Regions from separate parts of the Mus musculus genome. Here region 2 is linked to region 1. A link is a loop called in an ENCODE intact Hi-C map of the cell type or tissue named here. Cell type or tissue: left cerebral cortex. All regions are shown on one strand. Each heading gives the region's core, and the rest is flanking DNA. Links, peaks and the distances in the headings are about the cores only.

Evidence for each region. Hi-C counts contacts between places; a loop is a spot of excess contacts. Peaks named below come from ENCODE experiments on the same cell type or tissue, not always from the same donor. Only the 100,000 strongest peaks of a DNase experiment are listed, where the experiment ranks them.
Region 2: a loop joins it to region 1, with 3 times the contacts of the local background. A loop is called at or near these places in 17 of 42 quality-filtered maps.

Annotation. Positions count from the first base shown.
Region 1 is chr13:54,876,214-54,879,124 of GRCm38, forward strand. Gm31188 (a long non-coding RNA gene) reads left to right here. Exons shown (of 3, transcript XR_382463.3): 1 at 1-110; 2 at 504-606; 3 at 2,208-2,385. Among named protein-coding and RNA genes, the nearest start is that of Gm31188, 1.5 kb to the left of the region's middle. In left cerebral cortex, for the core only: no CTCF peak of the experiment used is centred there; a DNase peak (open chromatin) is centred at 1,667; H3K27ac peaks cover 1,275 bases.
Region 2 is chr13:54,809,335-54,812,245 of GRCm38, forward strand. No RefSeq gene overlaps it. Among named protein-coding and RNA genes, the nearest start is that of Tspan17, 21 kb to the left of the region's middle. In left cerebral cortex, for the core only: CTCF peaks have their summits at 1,158 (motif pointing right) and 2,690; a DNase peak (open chromatin) is centred at 2,387; H3K27ac peaks cover 541 bases.

The sequences.
Region 1 (2,911 bases), core at 186-2,685:
GGTCCTGCAGCTGCCTGTCTGCCAGGAGGGCAGAGGGAACCACGCTGTGCTGGCAACTGGAATTACATCCTTAGTCTTTCTGGGAGGCTCCAAGACAACCTTGAAGAAAGGTGCGGGGGGGGGGGGTTGGGGGGGGAAGCATCTGTAATGTCAGCCCAGAGTCACAAACTGTCCCCCTTTTAGGGACAAAGTCATGGAGACTGCTGTGAGCCACACAGAGGAGTTGACATGGTCTATAGCCCCAGGGGATCAGAGCTCTGTCCTGCAGAAGCCCCAGTCAAGGGTCTTAACACAAAAGTAGTTCTGAGGGGAAGAGGGCATTCGAAGAATCAGGAAGGAGTTGTTAGGCCGACTCCGAGGTCAAGGGTGAGAGAGCACACGTTGTATGGATTCAGACACACGGGTGGGTGTCCACAGACACATGGCTTTCTCTCTTGGGATGTCATGGGGTCTAAACCAAAAAAGGACTCAAGTCAACCAACCCTGGTTTAACGTTAAACCAGGTTTAACGGCTTCCATCAATACTGGGTTTATCAGGACCTTGGACAGTGCTCACGGACTGCTCTGTGCCCACATTTCTTGACTGGTCTCATGGAGCACTAAGAGGTAATTACTAATGGGAGCTTACCTCAGGTTGAGAATTTCAGGGTTTGGGGTGGGTGAAGGAGAATGTTACTGAAGAAAAAAAAAAGCTAGAGTTCCTTTGTAAACTCTCTGAATGCCTCGCAAGAAGTTTGGACTTTGTCCTTTTAGGAAGCTTGAGAGGATGAGGGGTTCAGATTCAGTTTGGATCCCCTTAGTCACCCTGAGGAGAACTGAAACGCTGCAGAGACATCAGTGACAACACTGGCCATCCACTAAGGAACCAAAACACTCATGGCCACTGAGGGTCAGAGGGCGGCTGTGGACCTCTCGGGTTGTAAGCTGTACCACGGTACTGGGCACCAACTCCATATGAATCAGGGCTCCTGGAACAGTGCACTTATCCATGCTGACCCCAGAGAAGGCTCACTCTGCTCCATATGAGGAGGTTCAGAGGGTGAGGATGCCTCCGTACCAGAGGTCATGGACTAGGGGTTACCCAAGTCTGTACTAATCCATGTTTTAGGGTGTGGATGGGCCCCACCATCAGCTGATAACCCATGAGCAGAAACCAGTCCCATCTGTGTCTAAGATGTGCAGTGTGCACCCACTCCAGTCGTCCTGACCTTCTCTAACACAGCAACTGATCCGTCCACATGTCTAGGGTGCCACTGTAAGTTGGTGGAACTCCAGCAGCCAAGAGACCATGCTCCTATGAGACTGAGCAGCTCAGAGCAGTCAGGATCCCAAGAGACCATGCTCCTAAGAGACTGCATAGCAGAGATCCTTGCAGTTGTTATGAGGTCTAAGCAGGAAATGAGTGGAAATCACTGGGGCATGTCTGAGACTTTCAGGTGTGTGTAGTTGTAGCGGGGCCTAACCTGCTCTGACACACAGGGTGCAGTGCTGTCCTGGCTTCTAATTTGGATGAGAAATCTGGTGTTATGTTGGTGCCAATTAAAAATGATAAGAAATTATGGCACCAGCCCAGCAGGGCCCAGCACTACTTTGCAACTCACCCACCATCTCTGGCTACGCTCTGGGGCTTCTGCACAGAGAACGTGAGCTAGCTCAGTTTTCGGTACTTTTCCAGCCAATCTCAGATATACTTGTGGGTGTTATCAGGACAGAATGAGACTCGCTGATCTATGATTAACTAGAAGAGATTGCCTGGTTACAAACAGAGAGAAGGCAGGCGATTCTAGACTCTTTTGTAATTGGCTGAAAGGCGGTGTTTGGACATCTGAATGCCCGTGGGCCCAGGGCTGTGAGGCACCAGTTAGATCCACCCCAAGCCACAGCATGACTAAGAGTTTGTGCCCAGCCTCACTGTTTGCTCCTGTGACTCTGGACAAGTCACCTTGCCTCTCTGAGATTCCAGTTTTCCCGAGGTAACTTGGGAATTGTCACAGGATGTCAATGGCAGGAAGTGAGTTGTCTGTGCCATTCAGGTTGAATTCTGTCTGCACATAGAGCTGGTCCTGGATGGTTTCCCCTCCATGCACATAGCCAAACATGGGTCCCATGTTTTCAAGTTTGTTTAGTCACAAGTTGGCTGTATTTGTTTCCTATGGCTGCTGTCACAAGCTAAAGAGTGTTTAATTACTCCTTTTCCTCACTAAAAGGTTATGGGAGCCAGCAAGATGGCTCAGTGGGCTAAGGCCCTTGTGACCTTACCTCATGACCTGTGTTCTGATCGCAGAACTCACGTGGTAGAAGGAAAGAACCAACCCCACAGCTGTCTCTTCGGTCCTCTCACTCATTGCCTAATCCACGCAAATAAAGAAGTGCAAAAAAAAAAAATAGTTTTAAAGTGTTGAACTAGCCACAGTGCCAGAGTTTGGGGGATTTCACTGAAAATCTCAGGCCAGCCTGGGCTACATTGCAAGTTCTGGGCCAGTCAGAACAAGACCCTATCTCAAAACCAAACAAGAAATGTGGAAAGAAACTTCCCAAACATAAAATTCTCCACCCTAACTATTTAAAGTGTTCATATCAAAAGGGCTAAGTGTAAATGCTCTTTACTTTTGTCTTGTTTCATTTTGTTTTGTTTTGTTTTTTACTTCTTCTGTTTGTTTGTGAGACAAGGTCTCACTGTGCAGCTCTGGCTAGCCTAGAACTTGCGATGTAGATAAGGCTGGTTCAAATCCACAGAAATCTGCCAGCTCCTGCCTCCTGACTGCTGAGTTAAAGGCCTGTGCCACCACACCCAGAAGGCTCAGCATGTTATACTACTATACAATAAGCCCTCCATAGGCCCAGCCCCATGAAATCAGTGTCCATAGAGGAATGATGGCGAAGGTCCCCAAAGGGCTGCTCCTGCCCTGCT
Region 2 (2,911 bases), core at 216-2,715, 67 kb before region 1:
AAAGAGAAAGAGAAAGAGAAAGAGAAAAGATAGGAGGGGTCCATAGATAAGACATGCACTTTGAAGACACTGCTCAGTGACCTGCTTCCCCTAGGGGATTAATCCATGGGCTTGGTTACCACCCTCCTGGTCCAATTATCTCTAAGCAGTGCCACCAGCTGGAGATGCCTATGGGGACATTGTACAACTAGATCGTAACCATCCTACGCAAATACCCCTCTTCTCTCTCACTGCATCCCACCCTCCTTTAGATTCCTCCATCTAGAGAGGATGACAGTCCAGTTGGCTCTCCGCATCAGTGGGGTTCTGCATCTGTTAACTCAACCCGCCATGGCTCAAACATTTTGAAAATTATGCTTGCACTGAACATGGGCAGATTTCCTCCCTGTCATTATTCTCTAAACAATATGGTGTAATAACTATCTACATAGCATTTGTTAAGTATAATAACTAATCTGGAGATGAGTGAATACATCTATGGGTGTGTTACAGTGTGAATGTGAAATGCCTGTCGCACGCTCATGTGTGGGAACATTTGGCCCCCAGCTGACGGTGCTGAATTAAAAGACTATCGAATGTTGAGCACCTACCTGACAGACAGGTCACTGGAGTGGCCTTGAAAGTGATACTTACTTTTGGTCCTGGCTTGAACATTCTGCCTCCTGATCTTCGAGTTATATGCACATGCAGTCTCACAGCGCAGTCACCACCCCTGCAGCCGCGCCTCTCACATCGTTGTAGACTGATGCTCGCTGAAATGAGGAGCCAGAGCTCATCATTGTAAATGATGTATAGAACCCGGAGACAGAGTTCTACCCATCAGTCTGGGCACTAGGGAAACAGAGCAGCGGGGTCAGGAGTTTGAGGCTAGCCTGAGCCACATGAAACTCCATTTCAAAAAAAACAAGAACAGCAGCAGCAAAAACTATTCTTCTTAAGGTGCTTTTTGTCACAGTGATGAGAAAAGCCACACAATGGACCAGCTCCTGAAAGATGCTCAGGGATAACTCTATAGCTTTTGGATTACAGATCTTAGTGGATTTTGATCTAGGAAAAGCATTCATTAAAGTTTGAGTTATGATTTTTCTTTGCTTTTATTTTATTTAGAGATTTATTTATTTATTATTATGTGTACAGCATTCTGCTTGCACGTATGACTGCACGCCAGAAGAGGGCAACAGATTTCATTAGAGATGGCTATGAGTCACCCTATGGTTGCTGGGAATTGAACTTAGGACCTCTGGAAGTGCAGCCAGTGGTCTTAACTTCTGAGCTATCTCTCCAGCCCCCAAGTTATGATTTTGAGAGATAATAATTTCTTAGCAATCAAAAAACAAAAAAGAATACTTGATAAAAGCCATCTAAGAGTCACGTAGAAGAGAGAGCTCGTAAAAGGCAGCTGAAAGACATCTAGAACATAACTTTCTTCTTCTCCGTCTCCTCCTCCTCCTCCTCCTCCTTTCTTCTTCTTCTTCTTCTTCTTCTTCTTCTTCTTCTTCTTCTTCTTCTTCTTCTTCTTCTTCTTCTTCTTCTTCTTCTTCTTCTTCTTCTTCTTCTTCTTCTTCTCCTTCTCCTCCTCCTCCTCCTCCTCCTTCTCCTCCTCCTCCTCCTCCTCCTCCTCCTCCTCCTCCTTCTTCTCACTATGTAGCCCTCACTGTCCTGAAACTCACTTTGTAGACCAGGCTAGTTTCAGACTCACAGAGATCCACCTGCCTCTGCCTCTCAAATGTTGGGTTTAAGGTGTGCACCATTATGCCTGTCTCACCTTTATTCTTAACATTGGGATGTTAGGAGACAGATGCAGATGCAGATACTAACCCTTCGTGCTTCGTTGCCAAAGCAATAACACAAGAAAATAAATAAGGTGTATGAAGGTTAGCAGGGAAGAGATGAGGGTAGGAACTATCTTTCCTCTCATTTCCAACTGAGCCAATACTTAACGCTTATTCAGTTGAGTAAAAATTCAGCAGGTCCCTAAAGAACATTCTAAACAGCTCAAGGAGACCCTTTAATACCAAGTGCCTGAGAAAGTTCATGTATTGGGCAAGTTCAAATGGCATTGCCAGAATGATAGGTGACCAGAAGGGAATGGGATGCCAGGAAAGACTTAGGTTTCAAAGGAATTGGTGTTGATCCCTCAGGCAGACGATATGTTCAGGTCAGTGGAATCTCTGTGGTGAGGGGAAGAAGACATCTGGCTTCCAGATGGAGAACACGGAGCTGGGGGCAAACTAGAAAACCTGTTCTAGCCAGGAGGAGCTGCAGTAATTAGAATTCCGGAGAATCTCTACTCGTTTCCCTGAGTCATATGGACTCAGAACAGCCTACTGCTTTCTACAGGGCTCAAAAATAGAGTCAATTTCCTGTCTCATCCGTTTCCTGCCAGGCTTGGATTCTTGTGGTACCTGTGATGTGCTCAGGAGAGTATCAGTAGCTCACGGGTGGCTGAGTGTCAGGTATCTGCTGCTTCTGCCTGGTCCTCGAATCTTCCTCACCATCTGGGTATTCCTGTGTGGATCCCACCCATGTCCTCTCAGGGGCAGGGTCACAGAACCCATGCGTGGGACAGCATGCTCCAGCTTCCTGGCTGTGGAGAGTGGACAAATGGCTGTTGCTCTCTGGTTTTGCTCGGAAACATATGCTCCTTCTTCAAGCTCCAGATCTGCCCACAACTGCTTTCCTGAGCATGGCCCTCTGCAGGAATGATGCAGAGAAACACAGGATCAGTAAATCATGGCCAACCCTGGGGACCATATTTGAGCCCTTAGATCTAGCCATATCTGATGGCAGAATCCCCCTCCCACCCTTGTTTTGTTTTTTGTTTTTGGATTCGGCCACTTGCAACCAAGAGTTTTGACTAGGGACTGGAGAGATGGCTCAGCCATTAAGAGCACTGGCTGCTCTTCCAGAG